Regions from separate parts of the Homo sapiens genome. Here all the other regions are linked to region 4. A link is a loop called in an ENCODE intact Hi-C map of the cell type or tissue named here. Cell type or tissue: dorsolateral prefrontal cortex. All regions are shown on one strand.

The links. Peaks named below come from ENCODE experiments on the same cell type or tissue, not always from the same donor. Only the 100,000 strongest peaks of a DNase experiment are listed, where the experiment ranks them.
Region 1: a loop joins it to region 4, with 7 times the contacts of the local background. A loop is called at or near these places in 52 of 110 quality-filtered maps.
Region 2: it touches region 4 in a loop (5-fold over the local background); 70 of 110 quality-filtered maps call a loop at or near these places.
Region 3: it touches region 4 in a loop (4-fold over the local background); 42 of 110 quality-filtered maps call a loop at or near these places.

The regions. Positions count from the first base shown.
Region 1 is chr4:17,444,646-17,452,645 of GRCh38, forward strand. No RefSeq gene overlaps it. Among named protein-coding and RNA genes, the nearest start is that of QDPR, 63 kb to the right of the region's middle. In dorsolateral prefrontal cortex, CTCF peaks have their summits at 3,236 (motif pointing left) and 3,447; a DNase peak (open chromatin) is centred at 3,223.
Region 2 is chr4:16,439,293-16,447,292 of GRCh38, forward strand. The region is part of intron 2 of LOC105374505 (a long non-coding RNA gene); the gene reads left to right. Among named protein-coding and RNA genes, the nearest start is that of TAPT1-AS1, 220 kb to the left of the region's middle. In dorsolateral prefrontal cortex, CTCF peaks have their summits at 4,380 (motif pointing left) and 4,580; no DNase peak of the experiment used is centred here; H3K27ac peaks cover 915 bases.
Region 3 is chr4:17,468,462-17,476,461 of GRCh38, forward strand. No RefSeq gene overlaps it. Among named protein-coding and RNA genes, the nearest start is that of QDPR, 40 kb to the right of the region's middle. RefSeq lists an enhancer at 2,271-2,770. In dorsolateral prefrontal cortex, CTCF peaks have their summits at 360, 563 and 4,067 (motif pointing left); no DNase peak of the experiment used is centred here; H3K27ac peaks cover 2,423 bases.
Region 4 is chr4:16,286,745-16,294,744 of GRCh38, forward strand. LOC124900674 (a long non-coding RNA gene) reads left to right here and starts at 342. Exons shown (of 5, transcript XR_007058064.1): 1 at 342-1,110; 2 at 2,140-2,301. In dorsolateral prefrontal cortex, CTCF peaks have their summits at 3,354 (motif pointing right) and 3,567; no DNase peak of the experiment used is centred here; H3K4me3 peaks cover 520 bases; H3K27ac peaks cover 1,089 bases.

The DNA.
Region 1 (8,000 bases), 1.2 Mb after region 4:
TAAACAGATGTTCTAATTTCAAATCATCTCTTTGTGAATGCATAAAACCGAATGCTTTTACAAGCATCCAAGTCACCTCTGGAACACTTTGCTGCTTAGAAATTTCTTCTCCCAGATACGCTAAATCATCTCTCTTAAGTTCAAAGTTCTGCAGATCTGTAGGGCAGGGGCAAAATGCCACCAGTCTCTTTGCTAAAGCACAGCAAGAATCACCTTTATTACAGTTCCCAACAAGTTCCTCATCTTCATCTGAAACCACCTCAGCCTGATTGTCCATATCACTATCAGCATTTTGGTCAAAGCCATTCAACAAGTCTCTAGGGAGTTCCAAACCTTCCCACATTTTCCTCTCTTCTTCTCAGTCCTCTAAACTTTCCCAACCTCTGCCTATTACCCAGTTCCAAAGTTGCTTCCACATTTTGGGGTATCTTTATAGCAGTACCCCACTCTCTGCAGTACCAATTTACTGTACTAGTCTGTTTTCATATGGCTATAAAGAACTGCCCAAGACTGGGTAATTTATAAAGGAAAGAGGTTTAATTGGCTCACAGTTCAGCATGGCCAGGAAGGCCTCAGGAAACTTACAATCATGGCAGAACTTGAGAAGCAAGGCACCTTCTTCACAATGCAGTAGGAAGGAAAACTGCCGAATAAAGGGGGAGGAGCCTCTTATAAAACCATCAGATCTCATGAGAACTCACTCACTTGTTTAATATAAACCCTTATTAAACATAACAGGAGGCCAGGTGTGGTGGCTCACGCCTGTAATGCCAGCACTTTGGGAGGCCAAGGTGGGCAGATCACCTGAAGTCAGAAGTTCAAGACCAGCCTAGCCAACATGGCAAAACCCCATCTCTACTAAAAATACAAAAATTAGCTGGGCATGGTGGTGGGTGCCTGTAATCCCAGCTACTCAGGAGGCTGAGGCAGGAGAATCACTTGAACCCAGGAGGCAGAGGTTGCAGTGAGCCGAGATCACACCACTGCACTCCAGCCTGGGTGACAGAGCGAGACTCCATCTCAAACAAAAAAAAATAAAATAAATAAAATAAAAACAACAGGGGAGTAACTATAGAGATGTGAAGAGTACACTGACGAATACTCCAGGGCCAAGGAAGAGCATCCAAGGAGAAGCAAACTTGGAAGTTGGGGCCTCCCCAAGGCTGGGATTCAGACCTTGTTGGAAAAGGTGTGGTTGCAGCCAGCAGGAAGAGGATCCCCCTCCTCCTGCAATGTTTCTCCGGTGTTCCTCTACTGAGAAAGCTTAACACCATGCTTGCTACAAAAGAGCAATGCTTAAGGCTTCACTGTGGAGCTGGTAACAAAAGGGTGAATTTGGAGCTGAGAGGTAATAAATTGATAGTTGCCACACTGACAAAAAACATACCATATAATCCTTTTTTATACCACATTTATTAATTCATCCAAAATTAGTGTTCTAGGGACCACTTTTTTTTTTTTTTTCAGTTGAAGTCTTGCTCTGTCACCCACGCTGGAGTGCAGTGACATGATCTTGGCTCACTGCAACCTCTGCCTCCTGGGTTCAAGTGATTCTCCTGCCTCAGCCTCCCGAGTAAGTGGGACTACAAGCGCACCCTACTACGTCCGGCTAATTTTTTTTCTTTTCTTTTCTTTTCTTTTTTTTTTTGTATTTTTAGTAGAGACAGGGTTTCACCGTGTTGGCCAGGCTGGTCTGGAACTCCTGGCCTCATGTGATCCGCCCAGCTCAGCCTCCCAAAGTGCTGGGATTATAGGCATGAGCCACCACACCCAGCCGGGACCACCTTGTAAAAAACACTGATCTTTGTGTGTCATGGAGGATACATTCTCAGTCTCCTCTCCCTCTTGTATGTATCCATTGTTTTTGAATTTCAAAATCTACATGTCAACAACCACATGTGGAAAATACTCTCCACTTAGGAAGGCTGCCAAGGGCCAAAAACTGGGTGTGTATATGTTTGGGCAAAATTCTGCAGCAAGATTTTTTTAGTGCAGGAAGCAAAAAAAGATTGATGAATCATTAACAAGGGTAATTGAGCAAAATATATCAACAAGTTATTGCATTTAGCGGCAATGTTATGACTATTTTCCCATTAGCCCAGATCTCTGGTTATATGGGCTTTGAAAATGCTTAAATTACACATCTCCCGAGCTGGATTTTTCTGCAGCATAGGAATAAAACTCCTAAAGCTAGAGATACAACACTGGCAGTTTTTCATACCTCACAGAAAACCATCAAGGTCTTTGTCATCCTTCAAGTACTAACTTAAAATACAGCCTTCCCAGACCCCTCCCCAACAAAGAGAACAGATCTCTCTCCCTCTGGACCCTGACTTTTTCTGTTTATGCCTCTGCTGAAGCCCTTCCCCAGGCTAACTTGTTCCGTAGCCAGTTATGTCCGCATTGTTCCCTCCCACTAGACTGTGAGCTCCTCGAGGGCAGGAGCATTCCTTCTTCATCTTGGTAGCCCCACAGCCAAGCACAGTCACTTGATGTAAGCTCCCATCGTTATTTGTTGACTCAAATTTGCTCACTTCAAGTGAAGGAAGAATGATAGTTTAAAGTCATACGACTATCATTCCTTACTTGCAAAGAAACTTGGCAACAGACAGGTGCTGAGCTGGTTTCTGCTGTAAGCAATCTTCAAGGCATTTCAAAAACGATGGTCTTCGAGGAGATTCCTTTGAGATAGGCAAAGGCATAGAATTTATTTGAGAATCCTGGAATGCAGGAAGGTTACAGGCTAACTCAAAACCCAGAAAAAGCAATTGATCATGATTTTAGACAGTAATTCTGTTGCAGCTTCTCCAGATTCATTGCTTTCCTTCCCCTCATTTCCCACCTCCAGTCTTGATTCCCCATCATTTACCAGTAGACTATTTGGCATAGTTTTAGGATATTTTGTTGGTAGCACAGAATACTTTCTACCCCATTTCAAACCTTCCCCGCGAGGCTCAATTAGTCAGAATAAACCAGATTATGAGGCAGTAACAGATAGCCCTCAAATTTAAGTGCCTTCATACCATAATAGTTTACTCTTCATGTTTGCTACATCTACTGTATGTCTGGGCAGCTCTCCAGGACAACTAAGGTCAATGCAGTAACTCAGCAAACTACATGTCCCTTGCCTTGTGGCTCTAACATCTCAAGACAAGATTGAAGAGAGTGTGTGGCAGTACCAACATCTGTATGTTCTATGCTTGGGCTCTGAAGTGAAACTGGACACATAGCTCCACCTACTGGCAAAGGACCTAGGAAATGTAATCCTCTGTGGACCCAGAAAGGAAAGAAAAACCAGATACTGATAAGCTCTGGTACTGTCTCTTCTAAGGGTTTCACAATAACTTTTTTGTTGTTGTTTTTTGGACACAGGGTCTCTCTCTGTTGCCCAGACTTGGATGCCCAGTGGTACAATCATAACCAACTTCACTGAAGCCTCAACCTCTTAGGTTTGAGCAATTCACCAACCTCAGCCTGTTGAGTAGCTAACACTCCAGGTGTGTGCCACCACCCAGCTAATTTTTTTTTCTTTTTTTTCTTTTTTTTTTTTTTTTTTTTTGGTGGAAACAGAGTCTCACTATATTGCCCAGGCTGGTCTCCAACTCCTGGCCTCAAGTGATCCTCCCACTTCAGCCTCCCAGTGTTCTGGGATTACAGGCATGAGGCACTGTGCCTGGCTCACAAGGACTTTTATAAGTTAAAAATGTGCAAGTGCTCCACCCATCAAACCCATCCCTCTTGTAAAGCAGTGCCATGAACCACTACATGCACTTGGAAGGCAGATTAGAAGGGGCAGCTTGCTGCTCCCGCCAAAGATTTACCTAAGAAGACTAAGCCAGGACCAGTCTCCTCCACATCCCCTGAAGCAGAAACCTCCCCTGCACAGATCAGAAGGGGAAAGTGCAGCCTCCCTGCCTTTCTCACCTACAGTCTTATTTATGGGGTGGTGAGGGCGGGGGGCCTGTATGCCTATTTGTTTACCAGAGGTGTTTTAGCCTAATTGGTTAGGAAAGAAACAAAGCATTTAGACAAATAATTGGCCATTCCAGGACATCCACCCTTGAAGAGTTCCCTGACAAGGAAAAGAAGATTCAAGAGTAAAGTTTGAAAGGTTTCAGCTTTCTTTCCAATGTTAGAAGAAAAACCTTAGCCAAAGTAAATGTAACAGTTGAATTGAGCAAGAATGATTCATGAATCAGCCAGCCTCCAGAGCCAGAGTAGGCTCAGAGAGTCCAGAGCAGCCATAGGGTGGAAGAAGATTTATGAACAGAAAAAGGAAAGTGACACACAGGAAACAGAAGTGAGGTATACAAACAGCTGGACTGGTGACAGCTCAGGCATTTACCTTATTTGAACACGGTTTGAACAGTTGGCACCCTTTGACTGGCCAAAACTCGGTGATTGGCACAAGAGTAGGTTACAGTCTGTTTATATCTCCGTTTAGGTTATAGTTCATGATGTACAGAGAAATCTTTAGGCTGAACTTAAAATATGTAAAGAGGCAGCTCTAGACTAAACTATTTAACACCAAATTCAATAACTAATTTTATTTTAATATAATACTTCTCTTTGCTTATAGATATTGGAATTCAACACCTCCAACAAATATTCATTGAATACTTAGAATATACCTGACTGCAGGAAATAGAAGCCCAAATATTTTTCAAACAACTATGATGTTCCAAGTTCCAAACTGTATGTTCTTTTATTTTATTTATTAAACTTTATTTTATCCTTTATTAAAGGATAAATTACTTTATCCTTTTCGCATCCTTTGACGTTCTTACGATTGCTCCCATTTTGCAGAAAAATAAACTGAGGCTCAAAGAGTTGAGCAGTTTAGCCAAGTTCAGGGCTAGGAATAGTGGGAAAATGGGCATCTCAACTACATTGGTCTGGCTTATGATAATGGAGGCCCACATATTCATTCCAAATCAATTAAAACTTAGAAGTTGTTGGTTTAACAACCATTTTTAGACTTGGTATTACTTGAAAGTATAATCAAGGGATCATTTATTCATTAGAGTAACTACAGTTCTATTTGAATAAGCTGAATTTTTTTCATGCTAATTATGTCTTTTGTGTACTATCCATTATGGCATGATGATCTTTTCAACTTCATCCACTTCCCTTTCTCTGTAATAACTCATTGAACAGAATGCAGTTCTATAAATGGTCCAGGGATGTACTCCTATCCCAGGATTTAAAAAGATAATATTCATAAGGCACTTAACAAAATGCCCATAACTAAGTAATCAGTGTATAAAGATTATTTATTTTCTTTAGTAAAGTTGCAGAGCGTTGGTCCTTATGTCGTATAGTAAGTGAAAACCTAAAAAATAAAAACCCTAATACCTGATAAGAACTGTAAATATCACAAACCTATTAGAAGTGAGATAGAGATGGAGACCATTATATGTGTCTAAAATGACGCATCTTTAGCTTCAAACACACACTCATGGGGCTTAACAAGAGCAATTGTGTGTTCACTCATAGAAAGACAACAATCAAAACAAATTTAGAAATATTCTGAAAAGTTGGGAATCTGTTGTCAAAATTATGACTAAAAGGCAAGATATAAATAGAAGTTTTATAATATTTCTTAGCTTTTTTCTGAATGAACCCTCCCTTAATACTAGATAAGCCTATTGTTTAGATTTTCTTACATTTTATTTTATGCACATTTTCAGAAGCCATTTACACAAAATTAGGATACTGCCAGTGTGTACTTTTTTTACACAATAAGTCTACTTTGTTCACTGTCTCCCCAGTATCCAAAGTAGTGTCTGGCACACAGCAGGCTCTCAGGAGGTCCTTGATGAATAAATGAATGACCAGATCTACATAGGATAATGCATGTGACAAAGAGGAAAAAAAACTTCAAAAGCTAGAGCTGAATTCCCCTTAGGGAGATAGCTGCCCTTTTGTGGATAATCCATTGTGATGGTTAATTTTATGTGTCAGTTTGCCTGGGCCATTAGATGCCCAGATATCTGGTCAAACGTTATACTGGGTGTGTCTGTGAGGGTGTTTCTGGATGAGATTAACATTTGAATCAGTACACTAAGAAAAGAAGATTGCCTTCCCTAATGTGGGAGGACCCCATCCAATCAAATGAAGACCTTAACAGGACAAAAAGTCTGAATAAAGGGAAACTTCTCCTGCTTAACTGCCTTGAGCCAGGACATTGGTCTTTTCAGGCCTTAAGACTCATACTGAAACATCAGCTCTTTTTCTTTTTAGTTATTTATTTTTAATTTTTTTAATTGACACATAATTGTACATATGTATGGCATACTTAGTGATATTGCAATACATATGTAAGGCATAGTGATCAGATCAGGGCAATTAATATAACCATCATGGCAAACATTTATCTTTTTTTTGTGTTGGGACTGAGATGGGATTGTTTCCTTGACCTCGACCCCCTTTGTGGGCAGGAACTGGAGTGGCTCATTTCACTCAGCCTGCAGTCCATGGATGGCTAACTGTTAGCAGCTCAGTGAAGGGTCAGAGTGATAGCCTCCTGCACCTGTCCTTTTTGACACCTGAGTTCTTGTTCGGTATCCAGGAAGAATCAGGTCACATGAACTATTTGAAGGGTAGTGTATGTGGAGGATTTTACTGGGTGATAAAAGTGGCACTCAGTGGGATGGGGAATTGGAAAGGGGGTGGTATGGGAAGAAGATGATCTTTCCCTGAAACTGAACCATCTGAAGTTAACTGCGTCTCCATAGTCTCTGATGCTCAGCTGCTTGTATCCCCAAAGTTCACCAACTTGTATCTCCGAGGCTCAGCAGCTTGCATCCCCAACCACTTGCACCAGCCACTTGTGTTGCTCTGCCAGACGAAGTCTTTTTATGGGCACAGGATGGGGGTGGGGAGGGCCAAAAAGGCAATTATTTGAGCAGAAAAAATGAGGTCAGCTGCTTTCACTTAGGGCCCAGGTTCCAGGCTTGAGGGTGGAGGTTAGCCAGGACCCAGCAATTCTGTATCAGGAACATTCAATGCTCTCTTTCTAGCTATTTGAAACTATATAAATTATTGTTAACTATAGTCATTCTACAGTGCTGTGGTAAACTAGAACTTATGCCTCCTATCTAACTGTAATTTTATAACCTTAACCAATCTCTTCCTATCCCCCTTTCTCTTTACGCTTCCCACCTTCTAGTCTCCTCTGTTCTATTTCTTACTTCTATGAGATCAACTATTTTTTAGCTTCCACATATGACTGAGAATATGTGGTGTTTAACTTTCTGTTCCTGACTTGTACTTAACAACATAATTTCCTCCAGTTCCATCCATGTTGCCGCAAATGACAGGATTTCATTCCTTTTTATGGCTGAATAGTGTTCCATTGTGTATATATGCCACATTTTCTTTATCTATTTATCTGTTGTTGAACACCTAGGTTCATTACATATCTTGGCTATTTTGAAAAGAGCTGCAATAAACATGGGACTGCAGATGTCTCTTCAATACACTGATTTTCTTTCCTTTGGATAAATGGGACTGCTGGATCATATGACAGTTTTATCTGTAGCTTTTTGATGACCCTCCATACTCTTCTCCACAGTGGCTGTGCTAGTTTACATTCCCACCAAGAGTAAGAGTTCCCATTTCTCCACATCCTTGCCAGCATTTTTTCTTAATCTTCTTGATAATAACCATCCTAACTGGGGTGAGATGATACCTCACTGTGGTTTTGATATGCAGTTCTCTGATGATATGGTTTGGCTGTGTCTCCACCCAAATCTCATCTTGAATTGTAGCTCCCATAATTCCCGTGTGTCATGGGAGGGACCCAGTTGGAGGTGATTGAATCACGGGGGTGGATCTTTCCCACACTGTTCTTGTGATAGTGGATAAGTCTCACGAGATCTGATGGTTTTATAAATGGGAGTTTCCCTGCACAAGTTCTCTCCTTCCTGCTGCCATGTAAGATGTGACCTTGCTCTTCCTTTGCCTTCTGCCATGATTGTGAGACCTCCCCAGCCATG
Region 2 (8,000 bases), 150 kb after region 4:
TTTCTTTGGTTCTTCCAGTTGCCCCTAGAGAGAAAAAGTGGTGACTGGGTATACTCAATCCAATAAATAAATAAACACATACACATTTTGCAATGATTGCTTTCTGCCGATGTTAAATATACCTCCCAAGTTGGGAAAATGGCTTATATGTTCTACTGTCCCTCCTGCTTTCTGTCTTCCCAGCCCCTCTCTTCCTTCAAGGCTGAAGGCTTCCATAGTCAGTTGAGACTCTGCTTCACACATTATAATGAAGGCGCTTGCTCTCTAAATGACTCTCTAGTCCTGATTGTGCTAAATAGGGTTTCTGTGGTTTCAGATGAGGACCATTTTTTGTTTAAATGCTGATGGCCTCCCAGACATTGTAGAATCAGTGGGGTGCTGAGGAGTGAGGGAGAGGAAGCTTCTTTGCCAGTCTACAAAGAATTGGGGTAGGAAGCAGTGAAAAGAACCCCCTGAGTTTCTAAAACCTCTCAACTGGAGTGGAAGAGGAGGGGTGTCCTTTGTAAATTATCCAAACACATTTCCATAAAAGTTGAGCATTTGTACTAAAATGGGATCTTGGCTTCATTTTCCCTGCAAATGGCCAGGGAGAAGGAAGCACTCTCTCATTGGGTGCAGAGAAGGAAAAATATGGCACCCTGCCTAGAATGGAGATTTTATGTTTTACAGAAATGACTTAGGGAGGACATCCTGCAAGAAGCTGTTGATCAGTGAAATGTGTATTTGCTCAAAACACACTTTCCCAGCTGAGCCCCACCCCTTCGTTCCAAGTCTTCCTGGCTGGGTCCTGCACATTTGGCTCCCCCATAACCTTGTTTAGGACTGTTTCTGTTGAGGATCACACTGTGCAGAGTTTCAAAGTCATTCTGCTAATGTGAGTGCTTCTCCTATTTTATGCATCAGAAGGCATTCAAAATCTGTCCACAGTTGAGAGCATCAGAAAAACAAAACAAAACAAAAAACAGGTGTTTATAAAAGCTAACTTACTATATGCCAGACCAATTCTAAGTGCTTTACAAATATTAACTCATTTAATACTCACAACAAACAGTTGTTGCACTTATTATTGCCCATTTAAAGAAGACTTAGGCATAAACATGTTAGTTTGCCCAAGGTCACAAAGCTCACGAGTGATGGAGCCCGTATTTCATTCCGAGCTGTCTCACAGCACAGCTCACACTTTAAAGCACAATACTGTAATAAAAATAATACCTGCTTCATGGGGTTGTTCTGAAGATCAAATGAGATTATCAATAAAGAAAAGCTGTAATTATCCAATGTGGGAGAAGCAGAAATATTTGGGCTGTGTTTCTGTTAGATGCTTCTGATAGAAAAATCACAATTGCCAGGATCCATCCTTCCTTCGTTCCTTCGTTCCTTCCTTCCTTCCTTCGTTCCTTCCTTCCTTCCTTCCTTCCTTCCTTCCCTTCCTTCCATTTCCATTTTCCATTGGCTGCCACAGGTGACTGGATACTTGATCTAACTGAGAAGAATTTTGAAATGTGGAAGGGAGGAAGGAAGGAACAAAGAAGGAAGGAAGTGAGGGAGGGAAGGAAATGGCTCTTTTCTTTCCTGTTTCACTTCCCATTCCCTCACTTCTGTGTCCTGAACTCACACTTCCAAATCACTTCCCGTCCATGAACCACTGTCACCATCTGCTTTCAGAAGGACCCAGCCTGAGATTCTCTCTCTCTTCCTCCTGCCCTTCCTTTCTTTCTTTTTTCCCTTAGCCTTTCCTTTTTTTTGAAGTGATATTAACTTTTTTCTTAGATTAGCGGATATTTTGATCTTATTTGAATCATCTGACTGGAAGACCTAGTTCAAATACAGCAGATTTGGGTAGGTAAAATGTCAGCACTTCTTACCACTCTATCCCAGTGTCCAACCCAGTTCTGGAACATGGCTAGTGTTCAGTAAATGTCTATCCAAAGATTTTGGAAAGTGTGGGTTAACCATTATTGCCCAATCTACCAAAAACACAAGTGTAAAATGTATTTTTACATTAGCAAAGTTGGAAAGTTATATTTTCTTTTTCCTTGTCTTTCCCAGAAAAATCATTAACTTAGGTCTGCTGTTTTCTGTATTTCACTTCACATGTGGAATTTCAATCGTTCAAGAAGACAGGAAGGGGTGGAGAAACACTAAATATATATGTACTTACACACACACATATATATATACACATGTATATGTGAGAGTGTGAAAGTAGATGGGTAATAGCACTGAAAAAAGGAAAAGGCTCAGGAAGGAAGGAAGGGTAGGAGGAAAAGAGAGAGAATCTTAACCTGGGTCCTTCTGAAAGGAGACTGTGACAATGGTTCATGGATGGGAAGTTTATTTGGAAGTGTGAGTTCAGGACACAGAAGTGAGGGAAGGGGAAGTGAAACAGGAAAGAAAATACACACACACACGCACACACATATGTATGTGTATATATGTATACATATATACATATGGGTGGGTCAGTCAGCTATTGCTGTGTAAAAAACCTTAAAAATATCAGTGGCATATAGCATACAAATTTATTTTTCATTTATGAGTCTTAAGTGATTGTCACACTAATGTGTATGTATATATATATATACACATATATGTGTGTATATATGTATACATACATATACTTATATACATACATATATGTACATATATACACACACACGTGTGTGTGTGTGTGTGTTTCTCCACCCTTTCCTGTCTCCTTGAACTATTGAGATGATAGGAAAAAGCTTTAGGCATGCCAAAATGGAGATATATTTGTGCCTTTCAAGTGACAGTTTTGAGGATCACTGGCCCACTGATGCTTCTATCTCTTTAAATTCTTGATTCAGACCAACTACCTAGAATGAACCTTTTCCAGGAGAGACTGTTACCCAGTGGACGAGGAGATGGTAAGGCATAAGTAGGTGCAGCTGGCATGGTCTGACAAGCGTGTACCGTAAAATGAAATCATCGCACCAGAAGATTCGAGGTGATAAAGTAAAATATGGAAATTTGAACAAAAAAGCAAAGCAACTCATTGGAGAATTAAAGGCAAGACTAAAAGTCTGGAATAAAGGGGTAATCGTGCTTCATTTTATGGCAGTGGTTTGTGGTTTTATTGATTGGTTGACTGATTTGTCATTTGTTGAATGCCTATGTGACAGATTCCCTAACAAGGGCATCTGTGTGTGTTATCTTGATGAACTGTAATTGAGAACTGTAGTCTTGATTCCTTAAGTGTATAGACTTGTCTTGTTTACTTTTAATTTTTTTCACCTCCAACATAACCAAGTAGTGATTATAAGGCATCCCTGTAAACCTTTTAAGCTGCTTTTCTATGTTTAAGGACATTCCTATCTTATGAGTTTGCTTCTTTCCAAGGTGAAAGCCAGAAACTCACCTTCCAACTTTCCTTGCTCTGGGTCAGACACAATGGTGTGAGATGTCCATGTGGAAACTAGTGTAATGGATATCCAGGTGCTAGGCAGTGACAGGCACGTGGTCCATTGCTGTGCAGAAGTAGCAGTGTTGGCAGAGGTTCTAGTGGTGCCCCCAGCATCAGAGGAACAATCCATGTTATCTCTGCCCAGAAGTGGCAGTGGTTGTGCCACTTCTGAAGCAGTCCTTTGTTGTAATTTGAAAGTTATTCCTGAATTTGTAGTCTTCAGTCTTACTTCAGTCTTTCCTTAAATTCCTAGAGCTTTTGTGATCAAACCAGTTGAAATAATCTCATAACTGATTCAATGTCATACTCACGTTTCAAATTTCAAAATGATAGCCTGAGAACTATTTGAAATATCTTCCTTCCACATCAAACACCTGAGAATGATAGAATTTTTTTAAAAAAATAATAAAATATTTATTTTAGAAACAATAAATAAATAAGAAAAAGTAGCTTTTAAAAATTAGAGAAAATGGGCTGGGCGCAGTGGCTCACACCTGTAATCTCAGCACTTTGGGAGGCTGGGGTGGGTGGATCACCTGAGGTCAGGAGTTCAAGACCAGCCTGGCCAACATGGCGAAACCCCGTCTCTACTAAAAATACAAAAATTAGCCAGTCATGGTGGCAAGTGCCTGTAATCCCAACTACTTGGGAGGCTGAGGCAGGAGAATCGCTTGAACCTAGGAGGCAGAGGTTGCAGTGAGCCAAGATTGAGCTATTGCTCTCCAGCCTGGGTGACAGAGTGAAACTCCGTCTCAAAAAAAGAGAGAGAGAGAAAACATTTCCTGGACCATAAGCTGCAAACAATTCCTAAAAGAAGGGAAGGCTGTGGGTCAGTCAGCTATTGCTGTGTAACAAACCTTAAAAATATCAGTGGCATATAGCATGCAAATTTATTTTTCATTCATGAGTCTTAAGTGATATGTGTCACACTAATGTTGAGTTTTATCAGTGAATTAATGGTCATCTCAGTAGTGACACCTGCTGGTCAGGAAGTAAACTCCATTAGTGGCTTTCCATTACACTCTGGATTAAGACCCAAATCTGTAACATTGTCTACAGGGCTCTGTGTGCACTCCCTCATCTCTCACTACTTCCGGCCTGGCTTATTCCATGGCAATTACGCTGCCTTCATTTAGCCCCTCAAATCAACTGGAATATTTCTAGACTTGAAAACTTTGCACAAGCTGTTCCTTCTATTCAGAGCACTAACATCACTCTACTTCTCCAATTTGCTTGGCAAATTCCTTTCTCTTCAGAAATCAGTTTAACCTCATCTTACCTATACCTTCCCTGTCTTTCCAAGCTAGAATAGTTTTCCTTATTATCTGCTCTTATGATGGCACCTGTTGCTTTCTGTTTGTGTCACTTAGTCACAATATAGTTTTCTATTATATGCCATACTTTGTTTAATGTCTGTTTCTCCAGTGTGGCTAGAAGATATTTGAGGGTTGGAATCATGATGTTTTTGTTCAGTGTTGTATTATGAATTATTGATCCAGTGTTGGGTTTTTGGTAGGTTTTCAAGAAATATGAATGAATGCCTGTTTAAATAAACTGATACGTCAGGGTATGCACAACTAAATTATGAATATATACCAGTGAATTTTGTGAATGTAACTTTTGTGGTTGACTGAGTAAAACATGCACCTCTGTGAAAGAAAGAACTGTAGGGAATTTGCTAGTGTTTGGTTTCACAAAAATACTGAAAGTTAGTTTGTCTATTATTCTAAGATTGGCTCTTAGGTAATCAACATGTGTCACATTAAGTTGAGCTTTACCAATGAACTAATGGTCACTCAGTAGTAACACCTGCTCTTCAGGAAGGACACTCTTCCTTCTCCCCATTAGCTATAATATTTTTATTGTCCTCCTCTTCACAGCTTCTATCAAAACTTGAAGTAGACAAGGACCTGATATGCAATGGACTGAATGTTTGTGTTACCCCAAAATTCATTCGTTAAAATCCTAACCTCTAAAGTGATGGTATTAGGAAGTGAAGACTTTGGGAGGAGAGTAGTTCCTGAAGGGAGAGCCCTCATAAATGGAATTAGTGCTCATAGAAAAGAGGCTCCTTCTACCATGTGAGGTTATAATGAGAAGACAGCTGGCTGTGAGGAAGAGAGCCCTCACCAGACACTGAATCTGCTGGAGCCTTGATCTTGGACTTCCCAGTCTCCAGAAGTATGAGAAATAAATTCCTGTTGTTTATAAGCCACCTAGTCTATAGTATTCTGTTACAGCAATCCTAATGGACCAAGATGTTTTTACAACTTGTACATATTGTTTTACAATCTTGTACATTGTACAACAATGTACAAGAAGTTTTTAGTTGCCTACCTAACCATCCTATGCTCTTTCTTGTTAATTAGAACCAATTTTGTTCAGACCTATCAACTTCAAGTCCAAGGATTTTATAAGAGATGAGTCCAGCCCTAGTCCTAGGTATGAGTCTTGATTAGTTTCAACCAACTATGATGATTATGAATAGATTTTCATTAAAGAAAATTGAGAACTCCAAAAAAGTAGAAAACATACTGATATTTCACTATGCAAATGCAACCACTTTCCATATTTTCTTGAAATTCCTTCCAGTCTTTTTTCTATGCACCAGTGAATTGTTTTAGCATATAGTATTCATAACCTCATATGCTATCATACCCTACCTATTTACATATAATACATTGTGCTCCTTTTTCTAAGTCTAATTCATTCTAATTTATTTTTATTGGCTGCATATTTCTTTAAGAAATTATTTCTCAACTAACATAAAGATGTTACTGTTTGTATTAGTTTCCTAGAGCTGTGGTAACCAATTACCACAAACTGAGTGGCTTAAAACAACAGAAATTTATTCTCTCACATTTCTGGAGGCTAAAAGTCCAAAGTCAAGATGCTAGCTGGCCATACTGTCTGTGAAGGCTCTAGGGGAGAAGCTTATCCAGGCCTCTCTCATGGCTTCTGGTGTTGCAGGCAGTCCCTTGCCATGTAGATGCGTTGCTTCAATCTGTGTCTCCATCCTCATATGGCCTATCCTTGTGTGACTCTGTATGTCTTCTCTTTTTCTTATAAGAACACTAGTCATATTGGATTAGGGTGGATCTTAACTTGAACACATCTGCAAAGACCCAATTTCCAAATAAGGTACTATTCAAAGGTGCTGGGAATTAGGACTTCAACATACCTTTTTGGAGGATATAATTCAATTCGTTATACCATTCGTCTGAAGTTGAAGAATTATTACAATTTTTTCTATTATATGTACCACAGCATTTAACATCTTCATTCAGTGTTTTCTACATCTAGAATTATTTACTTAGAATAGATTTCCCAGAGAGGAATTCCTGGGTAAAAGTATGAAAATGAGCATTTTAAAGTTCTTCTACAAATTGCTAGGCTCCTTTCCAAAATTACCAATTGCTAATTGCCATTAGCAATACACAAGGGTGTCTCTTTCACCTCATTCTTGTGAGTATTTGGATTTTTTAGTTTAAAAAATACACACACATAAAATGATCAGGAAAAAATAGTATCTCGTAATGTGCATTGAGATCAAACACTTTCCCATATTTGATTTGCTAATTGCATTTCCCTTTTTGGTGAATTTTCTGTTTCTTTCCTTTGTTGACTTACCTATAGGAGTCTTCATGCTTTTCTTTTCTTTTTTTTTGAAGCCTAGTTCATATAATGACCTACTTTTTTGATTGTCCCAGCCTAAAGAACTTGCCTTTTCTGCACTTTTTTTTATGTTTAATTTTTTTAAATTGTACTTTAAGTTCTAGGGTACGTGTGCACAATGTGCAGGTTTGCTACATATGTTTACATGTGCCATGTTGGTGTGCTGCACCCATTAACTCGTCATTTACATTAGGTGTATCTCCTAATGCTTTCCCTCCCACCTCCCCTCACCCCATGACAGGCCCCGGTGTGTGATATTCCCCTTTCTGTGTCCAAGTGTTCTCATTGTTCAATTCCCACCTATGAGTGAGAACATGCAGTGCTTGGTTTTTTGTTTTTGCGATAGTTTGCTGAAGATGATGGTTTCCAGCTTCCATGGATGAAGCTGGAAACCGTCTTCATGGTTTTCTTATCTGTTTTTCAAATGTGTTGCATTATTTTTCCTAGTCTGCTGGTTCTCATTTTTTTTTTGTTGTTTTCGTCCTGCAAAAATTCTAATTGGTATGTTCTTGCCTGCAAGAGTGATTTTGAAAATGTAAACAAGTATAGTGCAAACACAAATCCGTCAAAATGGGTGCTGTCTGTGCACTGTACTAGGATCTGTCTGCCCATCTTTCCTTTTATGAATTATTTTATTATTCTTAAAAACAGAAAGTCTTTCTCCCTTCAAAAAAGAGAATTAAATTGAATATTCTTTTAATTTTTGTTTATATACATTATATTTTTAATTAATCAGGATATCTTTTAGTATGTGGAATAAGGTAATTATTTAAATATATTGTGTTCCAAATTGTTAGCTGATTGATCCAACCTCATTTATTAAATAACTCGAGCTTTTCTGGGAATTGACTTGTGATGAATTCCTTATCATATATTAGAATATGATAGATAATAGGATCAT
Region 3 (8,000 bases), 1.2 Mb after region 4:
TTCACGATGTTGCAAACTTGGCGATGTTTAGGAAGCTGCTACTATTACATTGGTGCAAAAGTAATAGCGGTTTTTGCTATTGCTTTTAGTGGCAAAAACCGCGATTACTTTTGCACCAACTTACACATTTTTGAACCTATTTCCACTTCTGTGAAGTAAGCCAGAGAAATGAGGGGAGAAAGGGTGAGGGGAAGAAGACAGGAAGGCAGGAAAGGAGCGAAAGGCAAAGTGAACAGCAGCAGGTCTCCAGTGCTTGGGGTGACTTATCGATCTCAGATCCACTCACAGGGCTGAGCAGAGGCCCCACTAGGCAAAGAAAACTGAACCAAGTTTCCCACGCTAGTTTTCCAAGACGAATTGTCTCATCGGCTGCCAATGCCTGCCCCCTTGCAGAAGTTCTTCAAACTGCTTGTATTTTTATTTATTTATTTATTTATTTATTTATTTATTTTTAATGCCAGGACACTTGGAAAGGCTCACAATGAGAAAATGTTTTAAGCTTCCAGAGGTTCCCCGTTGCCTAAAGATAAAAACCACCTGACAGAGATCCTTCATGATGCAGCCCCTGCCCACGAAGACACCTCTCCTCCATGCACTCCCCGCCAGCACTTTATCCTGTAATGATAACAAGCTCCATAGTTCCCCAATAATTAATTGAGTTGATAAGAGGCCAACTTGGGAATGAGATAGACCAGAGTTCAAAATTCTGATGCTTTTTCCTCTAGCTGTGTGGCTCTGGGTAAGTTATCTAACTCACGGCTGGGCACCGTGGCTCACGCCTGTAATCTCAGCACTTTGGGAGGCTGAGGCAGGTAGATCACCTGAGGTCAGTAGTTTGAGACCAGCCTGGTCAACATGGTGAAACCTTGTCTCTACTAAAAATACAAAATTAGCCAGGTGTGGTGGCACACGCCTGTAGTCCCAGCTACTCGGGAGGCTGAGACAGGAGAATCACTTGAACCTGGGAGGCAGAGTCTGCAGTGAGCCGAGATCATGTCACTGCACTCCAGCCTGGGCAAGACAGAGTGAGACTCCATCTCAAAAAAATAAAATAAAAGAAAGAAAAGATATCTAACTCTCTCAACTTGTTCCTCATCTTTAAAATGGGAATAATAACAGCACTTACCTCCTAGGGTTGCTCTAGAATTAAATTAGAATTAAATGAGGTAACGCATGAAAAGCATCTTCTAAGGGTGCTTTATGCCCCATGCACTTTAGCTGCCAAGGGTAAATGCAGCCTGTTCTTTCTTTTCTTTTTTTTTTTTTTTAATTATACTTTAAGTTTTAGGGTACATGTGCACAACATGCAGGTTTGTTACATATGTATACATGTGCCATGTTGGTGTGTTGCACCCATCAACTCGTCATTTAACATTAGGTATATCTCCTAATGCTATCCCTCCCCGCTCCCCCCACACCACAACAGGCCCCAGTGTGTGATGTTCCCCTTCCTGTGTCCATGTGTTCTCATTGTTCAATTCCCACCTATGAGTGAGAACATGCGGTGTTTGGTTTTTTGTCCTTGCGATAGTTTGCTGAGAATGATGGTTTCCAGCTTCATCCAGCAGCCTGTTCTTTCTACCCCTGAGCCATTCACTTAACAAGCGCTTATTATGCATTACTTGGATGACAAAGGAGGCATAGTCCCTGCTTTAAAGAACTTGTAGTTGAGTGAAGAGACAGAAATATAAACAAGTAACTATTATACTCTTAATTTGACAAAGGCAGTGTTTGAGTTAAATATAGCTTGTGTCCCTCTCAAGTCAAGCAAAACCTAAGATAAGGGATTGTATGAACTAATTTATTTAAGGAAGTGGTCCTCGGAAGCAGAGTTGGGGACTAGGGGCATAGGAAGAGTGAAACAGGGCAGGAGGGAAAGCCAACACACATTTTATTATGTTGGTGCAAAAGTGATTGCGGTTTCTGGTATTACTTTCAATGGTAAAAACCGCAATGACTTTTGCAGCAACCTCATACCAAGCTGCATCACGTTCTAAGTAACTGGGAATGATGCCACTAGAGGCTGTCTAAGGAGTGGTGAAGAGTGATGTGCCTCATTCTGACACATCGTCAGAAGGACAGGAGGGGAACATTCGTCCACCAGCCCGTCTCCCAGTGGTCAAGTGTGTTGCCCCTTGGAGCATTAACTCTCCACCCTCCCAGGTTTGCGCATGTGTGAGTGCCTGGCACATTTCTGCAGACATCCCATTCCTCAATGTCAGGCAAGCCCAGAGGCAGAAAGCGAGGTAGGCAGGACAGCCAGGGACATGCGGTCAGCTTGCACTTGCTCAAAGCTGGTGGCCCCAGCCATGACTGGAATAAAATGTGGGCAGGGAGGATGCAAGGCGAGGCACAAGAGGTGGCCAATGACGACACAGGAAACTGTCGGTAGGAGGGGCACCTGACCCAGCCCAGCCTTTGGGCAAAGGGATGGGATTTTATCAGATAAGGGTTCCTGGAACGGATGACTATGCCAGGTCTAGGAGGAGTTAGCTGAATCAAGGTGGAGAAGAGGAGAGAAATGGCTGGGCTAAAGCAATGGAGGAAGGTGGAGTGCAGAGGCAGGAGGAGGGCAGGTTCAAGGAATAATTAGGGGGTACAATTGTCAGGGCGAGGCGAGGGACGGGATGATGAGTGGGGAGTAAGAGTGGTTGTGGATAACGTGGTTTCTGACCCCCGTGTCTCCACTCAAGACAGAAAGGGAGGAGGAGAATGTGGCTCCCAGGATGGATACTGAGCTCTGATGCACCATGTTCAACTTAACTCTGCGATACTCAAGTGGAGAAGGTCAAGAAGCTCCCGGGTGCTGGAGTCGGATGCTTAGGAAGGCTTTAAAGTTGGCGTATGGAGAAATGGAACAGGATCTTGAAAAGGACTTGCTGTATCAGGTTTTCATTAATGTGCAAAGGCCAAGAACACAACAGGTACCAAGTCCCCACATTCCTAGGCAAAGTGTTAGGTCACTGGTGCAGGACCCATCAAGAGACTAGGAAGCCATTGTCAGATCCCACGCATACCCACCACCAGCCTTTGATGCTGGAGAGGTGGAAGAGGTAGAGAGACAATGTCTCCAGAGAGCTGTTGGAATCTTGCACCATTTCTCCTCTCCCTGCCCCTCTCTGGGGAGTGAAGAAGGAGGGCAAATGCTCATGTTTTCCCAAGGCTAGATGTGGGCCATATGGGAAGGAGCCAACCTCAAGCCATGTTGAAAGGAACACTTCCCAGGAGTTAGCCTGGAAAGACAAAGTGACCCTGCAGGGATGGGGGACCATGGAAGCCTAGAGGCTGAGGGGACCATGGAAGCCTAGAGGCTGAGGAGACCTGCTGGGGAAGAAGACTGTATGCTTCAGGGTTGCTGTGGTCAGAGGATGCAACAGGGTGCACCCAGCCAAAGAACCAACATTTAATAATCTGCCATGCCCAGACAGCACCTACATCTGGATATATCTGAGCCAGTCCAGCACATCCTCCCTGTCCTATACTGTTCCTGGATCCAGCTTGCCAGCACCCTCAGAAGTGGATCCCTCAGCTCCAGTCGAGCCTTCAGATGAAGGCAGCCCCAGCTGACATCTGACAGCAGCCTCACAGGAGACCCTGAGCCATAACCCCAAAATAAGTCACTCCTAAATTCCTGACCCACAGAAACTGTGAAAGATAATAAGTACTATTCTTTTAAGCTTCTAAGTTTTGGGGTGATTTGTTTACACACCAATAGATAACTAACACATGGCTCCACCCCACTACTACTAAATCAGGATTGGGAAAGTTTCCAGGAATCCATTTTTAATAACCTCCCTAAATTATTCCTTTGATAACCAACTAAATTTAGAGGAAGAAGACCAAAGCGGCATCTCTGGGAATCCTGACCTTCAGGGTTTCCATGAACTTTACAGTCTTGTGAGTGAAACTGACAATAATCCCACCAATGTTATTTAGTTGTAATTATGATCTGGGTTTGAAGGAAGTAGGAAAGGGTTTGGGCACCAATTTTAAGAGTCACTGAAACATCACTGGTGTAACTTGTAGCTAAGTAAGCCAAACATGCTTCCAGCTAAACTGACAGCTCCACCCAGTGGACATTTTGAAAACTTCTCTCATCTGAGTTTTTTTTTTTCTTTTATACACTTGGATTCACTGGCAGCTGAAAGCCCACTATCACCATCAGCTAAGATGCTGATTCAGATCATGTTTGCATCTTTGCTGCTTACCAGCTGTTAACTACCTAAATTGCAAGCCCTTTCATGCACCTCCGAAGGAGTCTGGTTTAGAAGATCAGAGAGCGAAAGTAGCTAAGGAACAAACACTACCAAAAAAAGTCGTGGTACAGGCAGGGCGCGGTGACTCACGCCTGTAATCCCAGCACTTTGGGAGGCCGAGGTGGGCGGATCACGAGGTCAGGAGATCGAGACCATCCTGGCTAACACGGTGAAACCCCGTCTCTACTAAAAATACAAAAAAAATTAGCCAGGCGTGGTGGTGGGCGCCTGTAGTCCCAGCTACTCAGGAGGCTGAGGCAGGAGAATGGAGTGAACCTGGGAGGTGGAGCTTGCAGTGAGCCGAGATCGCACCACTGCACTCCAGCCTGGGCGACAGAGCGAGACTCTGTCTCAAAAAAGAAAAAAATAAAAAAAAGGGCGTGGTACAAATATATTTTCAAAATGTTGGGTCTGCTTCTACCCATGGAAATAAATCAGATTTTTAAAAAGAAAGAAAAAGGAAGGGTGCAGTGACTCCTGCCTATAGTCCCAGCCCTTTGGGAGGCTGAGGCAAAAGGATCACTTGAGCTCAGGGGTTCAAGACCAGCCTGAGCAACATAATAAGACTCTGTCTCTACAAAAAATACAAAAATTAGCCAGGTGTGGTGGCACGTGCCCATAGTCCCAGCTACTTGGGAGACTGAGGTGGGAGGATCACTTGAGCCTGGAAGTCAAGGCTGCAGTGAGCTGTGATTGCACCACTGCACTCCAGCCTGTGTGACAGAACGAGGGCCTGCCAAAAGAAAAAAGAAAAAGAAAGAAAGAGAGAAAGAAAAGAATTCTGCATGAAATTTTTATTAACCAAAAATTCACTTCTGCACAGTAGATATTTTTAATATTTATTCAAAGAATCACCAAATTATTAGCCTTGCGCAGTGGCTTGCACATCCCAGCGAGGCTTGTCAGAGCCTCTTTGAGGCACAGCAGAGCTGCCAGACCATTGCAGGGATGAGGTGACAATGTGCTGATGGGGACCTGAGTGGGATATGGGAGAGTCCAAGGGATAAAAAGACTTCAACATCAAATTTACTGATCCTGATTTCTGTGCTGTTTCCCTGAAAGCAAACAGGCACTGGGCCCACCCATAAGTGTTGCTTCGCATGAAATGGACAAGGTCACAACAGAGAGATGAGCTGCAATTCACTCACTCAACAGCAAGGCCATCTTTGCTTGGCCTGAGTGCCTGTGTTCCTGTGCCACGCCAGTTTCAGTCCCTTACATGGCTCTGGCACAACACAAAAAAAGAGAGATGGCAAGAGGAGCTGGGCAGGGGACTGAATCCCCCAGGCCGTTACAATGGATTCAGTTCAAGCCAACCCCACACAGGTTCACAGCAGCCCATACTGCCCAGGGAAGACCGTGACCTCCTTCCCTCCCCAGGGCTCCTTAACATTGACTGAACACTTACTATGCTGTAGGCCTTGCTTTACAAGCATTGATTCATCTTCACAACTTTAACGAGGAAACTTCTATTATTATGTTCATTTCACAATTGAGAAGAGTGACACATAGAGAGAAGTCTGCCAGTTCAGCAGTTACTCTGTGGCCTTACTGTGTGCCTGGCACTGAGCTACATACTGGGAGTTGCAAGGATGAGTTTAAAAAACAGACAAGTTGGTCAGGCGTGGTGGCTCACGCCTGTAATCCTAGCACTTTGGGAGGCCAAGGCGGGTGAATTGCCTAAGCTCAGGAGTTCGAGACCATCCTGGGCAACATGGTGAAACCCCATCTCCACTAAAATACAAAAAATTAGCCAGGTGTGGTGGCACACACCTGTAGTCCCAGCTACTCGGGAGACTGAGGCAAAGAATCGCTTGAGTCCAGGAGGCAGAGGTTGCACTGAGCTGAGATCATGCTACTGCATTCCACCCTGGGTGGACAGAGCTAGACGCTGTCTCCAAAAAATAAATAAATAACAGACAAGTAAATGGCACTGCTCCTGTCTCATGGAATTTATTTCTTTTTCCTGTTTCATTAAGTCATACAGCAAAACTTGCATTTATTTTATTTTATTTTATTTTATTTTAGAGATAGGGTCTTGCTCTGGGACCCAGGCTGGAGTGCAGTGGCATAATCACAGCTCAAGGGATCCTCCCACCTCAGCCTCCCAAGTAGCTGGGACTAAAGGCACACACCACCATGCCCAGCTAATTTTTGTATTTTGGGTAGAGATGGGGTTTCGCCATGATGCCTAGACTGCTCTCGAACTCCTGGCCTCAAGCAATTCTCCCACTTTGGCCTCCCAAGGTGCTAGAATTACAGGCGTGAGCTGCCGCATCTGGCTCACATCTTACTATATCATAACATATATCATGCATGCTGTCTTTCACTTGACGCTGTACCGTGAGAATTTTCTCATATCACTAACAATTATTTGAAGATGTGATTTTTAATAATTCTTAGCACAACTAGATTGTGCTAATTAACTGTACGGCTTATTTGCAGTCTGGTATAATGTAGTAGCTAAGAGCGGTCTGAATACCTGCTCAAATCCTGACATTTGCTGCTTCCTAACTGTGTGACGTTGGGCAAGTAACTTCTCTCTATGCCACAATCTTCTCAACTGTGAAATGGACATAATAATAGAAGTGTCCTCGTTAAAGTCATGAAGATGGGTCAATGCTTGTAAAGCAAGGCCTACAGCATAGTAAGGATTCATTTGGTCAATGTTAAGGAAGAGAGATGGCAAGAGGAGCTGCGCAGGGGACTAAACCCCCTAGGCCATTACAGCAGATGCAGTTCAATGTCAAGCAGACCCCTACTGGGTTCACAGCAGCCCATACACCCCAGAAAGGATCTGGACCTCCTTCCCTGCCCAGGGCACTCCTCCCATTCAGCAGTTATTCTATGGCACAAATCATATTATATCATAATGTATGGTGATTATTTAACAATTCTGTGCTGCTAGTCTTTTGGATTGTTTCCAAGATTTCAGTAATGATGCAGGAATTTCATTTGTTATTTTTTTTGTCCTTGTTGCTGATTATTACATAACACTTAAGATATGGAATTACTAGATCAAATGGTATATTTGAGGGTTGTAAGACCCTCAAATTACTTGCCAGAAAAGTTCTGCTACTTGGCTGGCCACCAGCAGGGTTTGAAATTACACTTTACCAATTACCACCTGCATTTTAAAAATCATTGCTAGTTTGGTAACTACTATTAATGCTATCTCACTGTTTCCATTTGCAGTTCTTAGATAACCATTGAGATGGGATATCTTAATTCTTCTCTTACTCAGATTTTCAGTCCAAATTACTTTATCCAGAGCTAAAAAAATAATTTGCAAAAATGCAGTAGGAAATTCTGCCAGAAACGGAAAACTGAGGCAGAGGCCAGAAAGGGACTTGCTTAGTCCAGGAGTATCTCCAGACTATATAGAGGCTCGCTCAATGCTAAGAACATTCTAGAAAAACATTAAGTTTCAGACCTGGCATGGTGGCTCACGCCTGTAATCCCAGCACTTTGGGAGGCCAAGGCAGGTGGATCACCTGAGGTCAGGAGTTCAAGACCAGCCTGGCCAACATGGAGAAACCCCGTCTCTACTAAAAATATAAAAATTAGCCAGGCGTGGTGGCAGGTGCCTGTAATCCCAGCTACTTGGGAGGCTGAGGCAGGAGAATCGCTTGAACCCGGGAGGTGGAGGTTGCATTGGGCCAAGATCGCACCACAGCACTCCAGCCTGGGCGACAGAGCAAGACTGTCAAAAAAAAAAAAAAGAAGGAAAGAAAGAAAGAAAGA
Region 4 (8,000 bases):
AATTGTAATAGAGTCAGTTCTTTAAAAATTAATTTGGCTGGGCACGGTGGCTCATGCCTGTAATCCCAGCACTTTGGGAGTCCGAGGTGGGTGGATCACGAGGTCAGGAATTCAAGACCAGCCTGGCCAACATAGTGAAACCCCGTCTCTAATAAAAATGCAAAAAAATTAGCCAGGCGTGGTGGCAGGCACCTGTAATTTCAGCTACTCAGGAGGCTGAGGCAGGAGAATCGCTTGAACCTGGGAGGTGGAGGCTGCAGTGAGCCGAAATCGCGCCAGTGCACTGCAGCCTGGGCGACGGTGCGAGACTCCGTCTCAAAAACAAAACAAAACAAAAACAAAAACCAATAATTTAGAAATTAATGCAGTTTATAAACATCAGCATTTTAAAAATAAACTTAAGACTTATCTCAAATTTGTGGTTAATACTAAAAGTCCATGAATAGCTAAGTTAATTTTTAAAAAGAAGAGAAAATGAAAGAGAATTTCTTAGCAGATATGAAGATATACTACAAAACCATGGAAACAAAAACAGTACTATCACAGGAACATTCAACTATCACAATGAAATGGAACAGGAAATTCAGAAGCAGATCCATATATATCTAGGAATTGATATATGATAGAGGTGGCAAGACAAGTCGGTGGCTCAAGGACAGATTGTTAAGAAGTTGATATTGGGAAATAGACTCATATTAAGGAGAAAAATAAAGTGAGATCTTCATCTTATTCCATAAGCAAGGAGAGGATCTTTCATTTATTTCTTTTATTTTTCAGACAGGGTTTCATTCTGTCACCCAGACTGGAGTGCAGTGGCACGATCACGGCTCACTGTAGTCTCCACCTTCAGGTTCAAGCGACCCTCTCACCTCAGCTTCCTGAGTAGCTGGGACCAAGGCATACGCCACCATGTCTGGCTAATTTTTGTATTTTTTAGTAGAGATGATGTCTCACTCTGTTTTCCAGGCTGGTCAAGGGAGGAACTTTTAGATAATTAGAGACTTCAATGTGAAACATACAGCTACAATCTAATGAAAAAAATAGGAGAATTTTTGAATGGGATTAATACCTAGAATATACAAAGTACTCCTGCAAACCAACAAGAAAAAGGTAAGAAAGCCAACTCTGTCATCAAAGGACATAAGTAGGGGAGTCATAGAATGGGAAATTTAAATAGCTTAGGAGAAAAGTTCAACATCTCTCATAACCATAGAAATTCCCAAGTTAAATGGCAACATGACCCCACAGTACATCTATCAGATTAATGAAAATCATATTGTTGGAGGATATTTAGTTCAACAAGGATGGCAGGGTTGGAGAGGGAGAAACAATAAGCTTCACCTCTCAGCCTGTGGGAGCTGTGGGAAATGTGATCTAGCCCGTTGTTAACTGGATCAACACTCTGGGGAGTGGGCTGGCAAGCAATATGGCAGAAACCGGGAAGATAATATTTTTTAAGTTGTAAACTAAACAGGTTTTAATTAAAAATATAAACTTACAAAAATAGTGTTTTTTTGCACAAAATATCATGCTGGAGGACATAAAATAATTTATATCAATAGTCATGCGCACCTCAATGAGCAGCAGAAGTCCATATTTATTCTCCAGGCTATGTGGTTTGGAGGAACAAGGGTATCCTTTGGGTCAGACCCTCTACCTCCAACTTCAGTGCTCTTTCTACTGCACCACAGACAACTTGCTGTTGCTGTGAAAACCACTAGTGCCAGGAGACCGAAACCAGCTGCAGATTGCTCTTGCTAATGGTCAGCCCAGACTGAAAAGCCAGCCACACAGGCCTAAATAAAATAATACTTAAAAAAATTACTTGGGTTGCCATCCCAATGCTGATTGAAAGGTTTCAAAGATTGGATCTATTAGAGCAAACTGCTGATTCATCTTGTTTCTCTGCTGTTAACTGAGTTTCTAACATTTAGGGACATCCTAATCACTCCTACAGAAATAAAGGACAAACTCCTTGATTTCAAAATCATGGGAATACATTTTTTGGAGAGAGTGACCTCAGCTTCTTTTCCTTTTCTGAGGGTCCTATTATTCAAGAAACATGTTTTGATCCCCAGCTGTGTGCCAGGAAACATGCAAAGTGCATTACATACCTTGACTCATTGAATCCTCCCACAGACCCCACATATAGGAACCATCGGATCCCTGTGTACAGATGAAGAACTGAGTCTTGGAAAGCTTAACTACCTTGCTCACAGTCACACGTTAAGGTCTAAAGTGAGAAATTAAACCAAGTCTTCCAATCTCAAAGACTTTAAAGGAAAAGCTACAAGCTACAAGGTAAGCCCCTCTCTTGTTATGATAGAAGCTGCAAAATGAAACCAGACATGTTTTCTTTCCTTAAGAACCTATCTACTCAGGCAATTATAAACAGTAGAAAGTCTGAAATATTTAATGTGAAAACTTAAAAAAATAGTCTAAGAGATCACAAAGGGAAAGTTTAATTCTCTCTGATTAGAGATTGACTTCCCAGAGATGGTAGTATATGAACCGGGGCTTGGAGAGTGAACAGAATTTGAACGTGCCCAGAAGTGTTTCTTGAGAGGAGATCAACATGGCTACAGCGTTAGCCATAGGGAAGGGCAGGATGTTTACATCAGAAATAGTGAGGGCGGTTGGAAACAAAGGACTGGATATAGAAAAGAACCTGGCATCTGAGATACCTCTTCATAGGTGTGATAGTTACAAGTCTAGGATTCCATAACATCACTGAAGGAAGTACTGTCAAGCAAAGGTTCTAAACATGGAACCAGGAACTTTGTGAACCCCCCTGAAATTGTTGGCTGAAATGTGTGAGCATGTATGTGAGTGTAGGTGTGTGCAAGTGTGTAAGAGTGTGTGTTCTGTTTCTATCAGAGTGTGTGTGCCAGGAGGGGCACAGTCATCTGAGTGTCTTTTTCTGGAAAGAATGTCCGTGGACCATGGGTGACCATTGGTTTTCTATGGGTTACAAAACCTGTGACAAGGTGCATAACCACTACATCTAGAAAGAGAAGGCAAAGAACATACCTTAGGAGTTACATAGATAAAGTAGATTTGGTGAAGGCTGGAAGAAAATGGCCAGAGAGAACCATGAACATCTACTATTACAGAGGGCAAAGAGAGAAGTTATTTAAAGCATGGAATGACAGGCCAACTGTGCCTAAGGAGGATGAGATATCAATAAACAGATGAGTTCCACCAGGTGTGTTCATCTATGTTCTCTTGGGTTACCTGGAAATCATTTGCAGACTTTAATGGATGCTTTACATGATTAGGAACAGTCAAACAAATGCAATCACAACTGAAAACAAAGCCCTATTTAAAAATGATCCACAAGATGGCACTGTGGGCCAATAAGAATATTCATCTGGTTTTCACAGTGAAATGTTTCTCGTTCATTCGTTTTTCTCTATCTTTTGCTAATATACTGCAGCCTGATCCCATACCTTATTTGTCTATTAAAAACCCTGGCATTTGAAAATAATATTCCTAATTTTTATGATTCCTGCTTACTCTTTATATAATCCTCAGTAGAGTTTGGAAAACCTTCATTTAAATTCTGGTTTCAATACAGGAAGTTGGATCTTATTTCTAATATACTGAAAACCCTTAGAAGGCTGTGTGTAGTCAATGCCGGAATTTATTGGTCCTTGGGGAGCTTCGAGATTGGGAAAGACAGGAGGGAAATAAAGGGAAAAGAGAGAGAAGGACTCTAAGTTTGATCAGAAAAGCAGAGAACACAAGTTTCAGCCATGATTAGCCTGGCAAGAACATAAAGCACCCAGGAAATCCACATAGGTGTAGTGTTGCTTCCAAGAAAAAGAATCTCATTCTGGGGAGTGTGTTAGCTAGGGCTTTCACTTTGAAACATGCATTATTTATTTGTTATTATTATTATTATGCAGAAAGAACAACAAATGGCTTAAATTAGGCACCAAGACACAGGAGTTAAAATGTGTCCTTTTGTCAAAGAGAATCATAATGCAATCTTACCCGTATATGGCATGTAACTATATAGTTTACAAAGAGCTTTTATACGTTCATCATCTTGCTTGATTCTCAAAACCACCCTGTGCGTGGGAAAGGTCACCAACCCCACTTCACATATCAGGACACTGAGACCTTGGATATGTTCAGAGACTTGCTCAAGGACACACAAGCAGGACAAGCTGGCAGAGGAATCTAAGTCTTCAATTTTCTTCTCTGCAAAATGGGGTTAATGGCGCTTACTGTCGCAGAAGTGTGTTAAACATAACCACATAGTAAAAGTCTAGACAGAGAATCAGTAAATGTTAGCTGGTTTCATTATTCATAAAAAGAACATTACAATGTCTATTTCCAATGATATATATTTTAAAGATATTTAGTTGCAACAATAGAAACCACTTATCTTGCTAACTTAACTTGCCAACAATCTGCTAAATTACCTTCCGTATTTCCTCCACGTGCCCATTGTTCATGGGCAATAAAAAAGGAATTTATTGGAAGGACACAGAAGAGCTTCAGAATCACAGGAAGAGCAGAATAATGTGGCTTTGGAAAATACAGGACACAGGAGAGAGGCTGGCTAACCTCAGGGTACATGTATACGCCATAGTGAGGGGAGGCAAGGATCCCTGGCTGATAGTCAGCCAGGGGGACAAGTTCCCTGAAAGGGAAATTGGGATGCTATTTTAGAAGAGAAGAAGAAATAAGTGCCTGGTAGGAAAAAAAAAAAAAAAAACATGAAATGCCACTGCACAAAGTATTTCTAGAATGAAGGAGACCTTAACGTCACTTTACGTAAAGCTAATGATAATGACCGATGTTTATTTAGCACTTATGTGTCAGGCACTGTTACATTTATTCACTCATTTAGTCCTCGTGATAACCCTATGAAGCAAGCAGTATTATTAGTCTCATTTTACATGGGAGAAAACGAAGGCACATTTGACCAGAGTAGCAGAGCTGAGTTAAAAACCCATCTAGAGCTCATAACAAAAGACAACAACAGTGTTTAGAAGATTGTTGTAAAAATCAAAAGAGTTAATCTTAGATAGAAATATGAAATTGCTGGTGTTTATCCATTTTTGGCCTAGAAAAACAGCCGCTGCATATGACTCTACCTAATACCTTTACAGCAATCAGAACAGTGCTAGAACTTAGTGCCTGATGATGTTTCTCATTGTTACTAGATTATCCTGCCTGTCTATAGGCAATGGGCTTTAAAAACTATTAAAGTGTGCAGGTCCATTGTCATTTAAACTGGACTGGGTTGGGGTAAAGCCCAGGAAGGTGTCTTTTGTCTAGTGCCACATTGCAGTTTTCTAAGGAGCTAAGGAGCAAGTTAGGCATTGTATTAGGTTTTATTATTATTATTATTATTTGTGATTTCTATGTGTCTATGCATCTCCTTCGGATCTTTCTTCTCATACATCAGCTTACAGCTTATTCTTTGGGACTGGGAGCACAGCGAGAGGTCATTGTTTCATGGCAATGCAACAAGAAGTGGAGAAGCCCTGCCTTACCATTCAAAGCTGGATCCCCTCTCCCTCCTCCGTTCACCCCATGCCCCATGCTTCTTGCCCTGATGTGTCTCTGAAAGCATCCTGAAGAAATCAATTGCATGACCAGAGCTGGAAGTGTCTCTGGGAGCTGTTTAGTTCAACCTATTTATCAAAGCTGTTTATCAATGAGGAAGTGGGCTCAGCTAGTCAAACAGCTGCAAAAAAGGTCGGGGGGCTGGTTTACATCTAGGAGGAATTGTGGAGGACCAGTACCAGCCCGGAGTCCTCTGAACCCCAGATTAGGTGGAAAAATCAGTGACTACACCGTTCACTGCAGGTCCAAGCACACAGCTCCACACGCCACCCTGAAGGAGAAAAATAAGTGCTGCAGGCACATTTCCATTCTTTTCTTTCAAACACAATCCTCTCTCCAATCTGCCTGAAGAAGAAAGGCCATGCACGAGCCACAGGTTACTTATTTTCTGGAAGGATAAATGTGGGCCTGTTTCCAGTAAAAGTGACTTCCAAGAAGCATGAGCCTTCTTGAATACTGACCCACTTCCGGATGTGATCCTGGCTGCGGCAGTTTCCAGAATATCATCAGGGTAACTTTCCCGCTGTGCGGTCTATGTTGGAACTTACATCGTCTTTAAAAGGCACAAATAGCTGAATAACATAATGTAACCTGATGTTCTGACAACCCCACTTATACTCAGGCTAAATTTAAAGGTCACCATTGCAGGGAAATAGTGGCATGAGAATAAAAGTGCCTTAAACATGGATTTCACTGATGTTTCCTCATTTCAAAATTCTTACGCTGTAAAATAGAGGCAAAATGGCCTGTGAGCTTGAAAATATATGAAGTGAAGAATCCATTTCTTGGGAACAAGGTGGTTTTAGGAAAAATTGTAAAATAGGTAGACACAAGTGTACAGTAGCCAAAGTTTATCTTAGATGTTCTCTGTAAAATCGTGCTTATTCATTCTTTTCCTTTGTATTTACCAAATGCCTACTATGTGTCAGGAATTGTGCTAAGCCCTGTGATCAAATGGCATGGGAGACAAACAATCCCTGCTTTCACAGAGCTCACAGTTTAGCAGGGAAGAAAGACATGGAAATAAATAATTATAACAAAGTGAGATGAAGGTGGCGAAAGAGGAAATGCATTTGGGAGCACACAGCAGGGGGGCCTGTAATAGTCTAAAGGTGTGGACAGCACTTTCTCCTGATGAGGTAATGCTTTACTGAAAGCTAACACATCAGTAGAAGAAAAGCATTTAAGGAAAGGGGAAAGTGTAATACAGATCAATGGGACAGCAGAGCTAGAAGCTAGGAGAGGCAGAAGAGCAGGCCACAGCTGGGACTAAAGATAACCTGGAGCAGAACTGGCAGACTACTGCCCACTGGCCACATCCTGCCTGCTGCCTATTTTTGTAAATAAAGTTTTATTGGAATACAGCCACATACATTTGTGTACTTATGGTTTATGGCAGCTGCTGCCATACAATGGCTGAGTTGATTAGCGTGTGGCAAGTATCATAGTAGGCCCTTGATAAATAGTTGTCTGTATTCTCCCCATTTTACAGGTAAGAACATTGAAGGGAAATGGCTTAAGGAAGAACAGAAAGTTCCTATCTTCTTAGGAAAGGGCTCATTGTTCTTTGGCCTTGAAACAATTGCCAGACATGGTTTTAAACTTTTCCTAATTGGTCATTAGCTATTTTGCATCAGCACAAACACTGCTGAAAGTCATCCAATCAGCAAGACTGTCACTCAGGCATACAGCTAAATATTACCCAATCTGTAAGTACCCCTACTTCTGAGAAATTCCATGAATCCCTGAACTCCATACATCCCAAATAAATATATATAGCCAGCTCTCAGCTGTGCTCAGAGAGACTGGGCTTTACAAGTTGTTTTTCTCACTGGTTATTATGGCCTCTTTTTTGGAATACCCAAAATGAGTGAAGGAACTGAACTGGGATTCAATTCCGGACTATCTTCTTTCAAATCCCATACTCTCTTGTCTACTCTTCTTCTCTTAGAGTTTTGAATGCATGCTGCTGGTGTTAGTGGAGACGATGGTAGCTGGGTAGCTGGTACACAATATTGGCATTAAATAACATCACATAGGAAGGAAGTCATTTCCTTCTCTACCTTCAATTCTGTTTTAATCCTTCTTCATATACCCAAGATAAACTCTCAGTTGAGAGATAGTACACATAGCAGTTAACAAAACAGGCTCTGGAGCCAGATTTTCTACTGCTATTTTAGTTATCTATTGTTGGATATGAAACTAGCCCCAAACTTAGAGATGGAAGACACCAATAAAAATTTATTATCTTGCACATATCATGTGGGTCAGGAATGAAGAAGTGTCTAAGCTTGGTGGTTCTGACTCAGCATCTCTCATGAGATCATAGTCATGATGTTAGCCAGAGCTGGAGTCATCTGAAGACTTGAGTGAGCAGGAGGATTCTCTTCCAAGAATGCCCCCTCCCATGGCTTGCA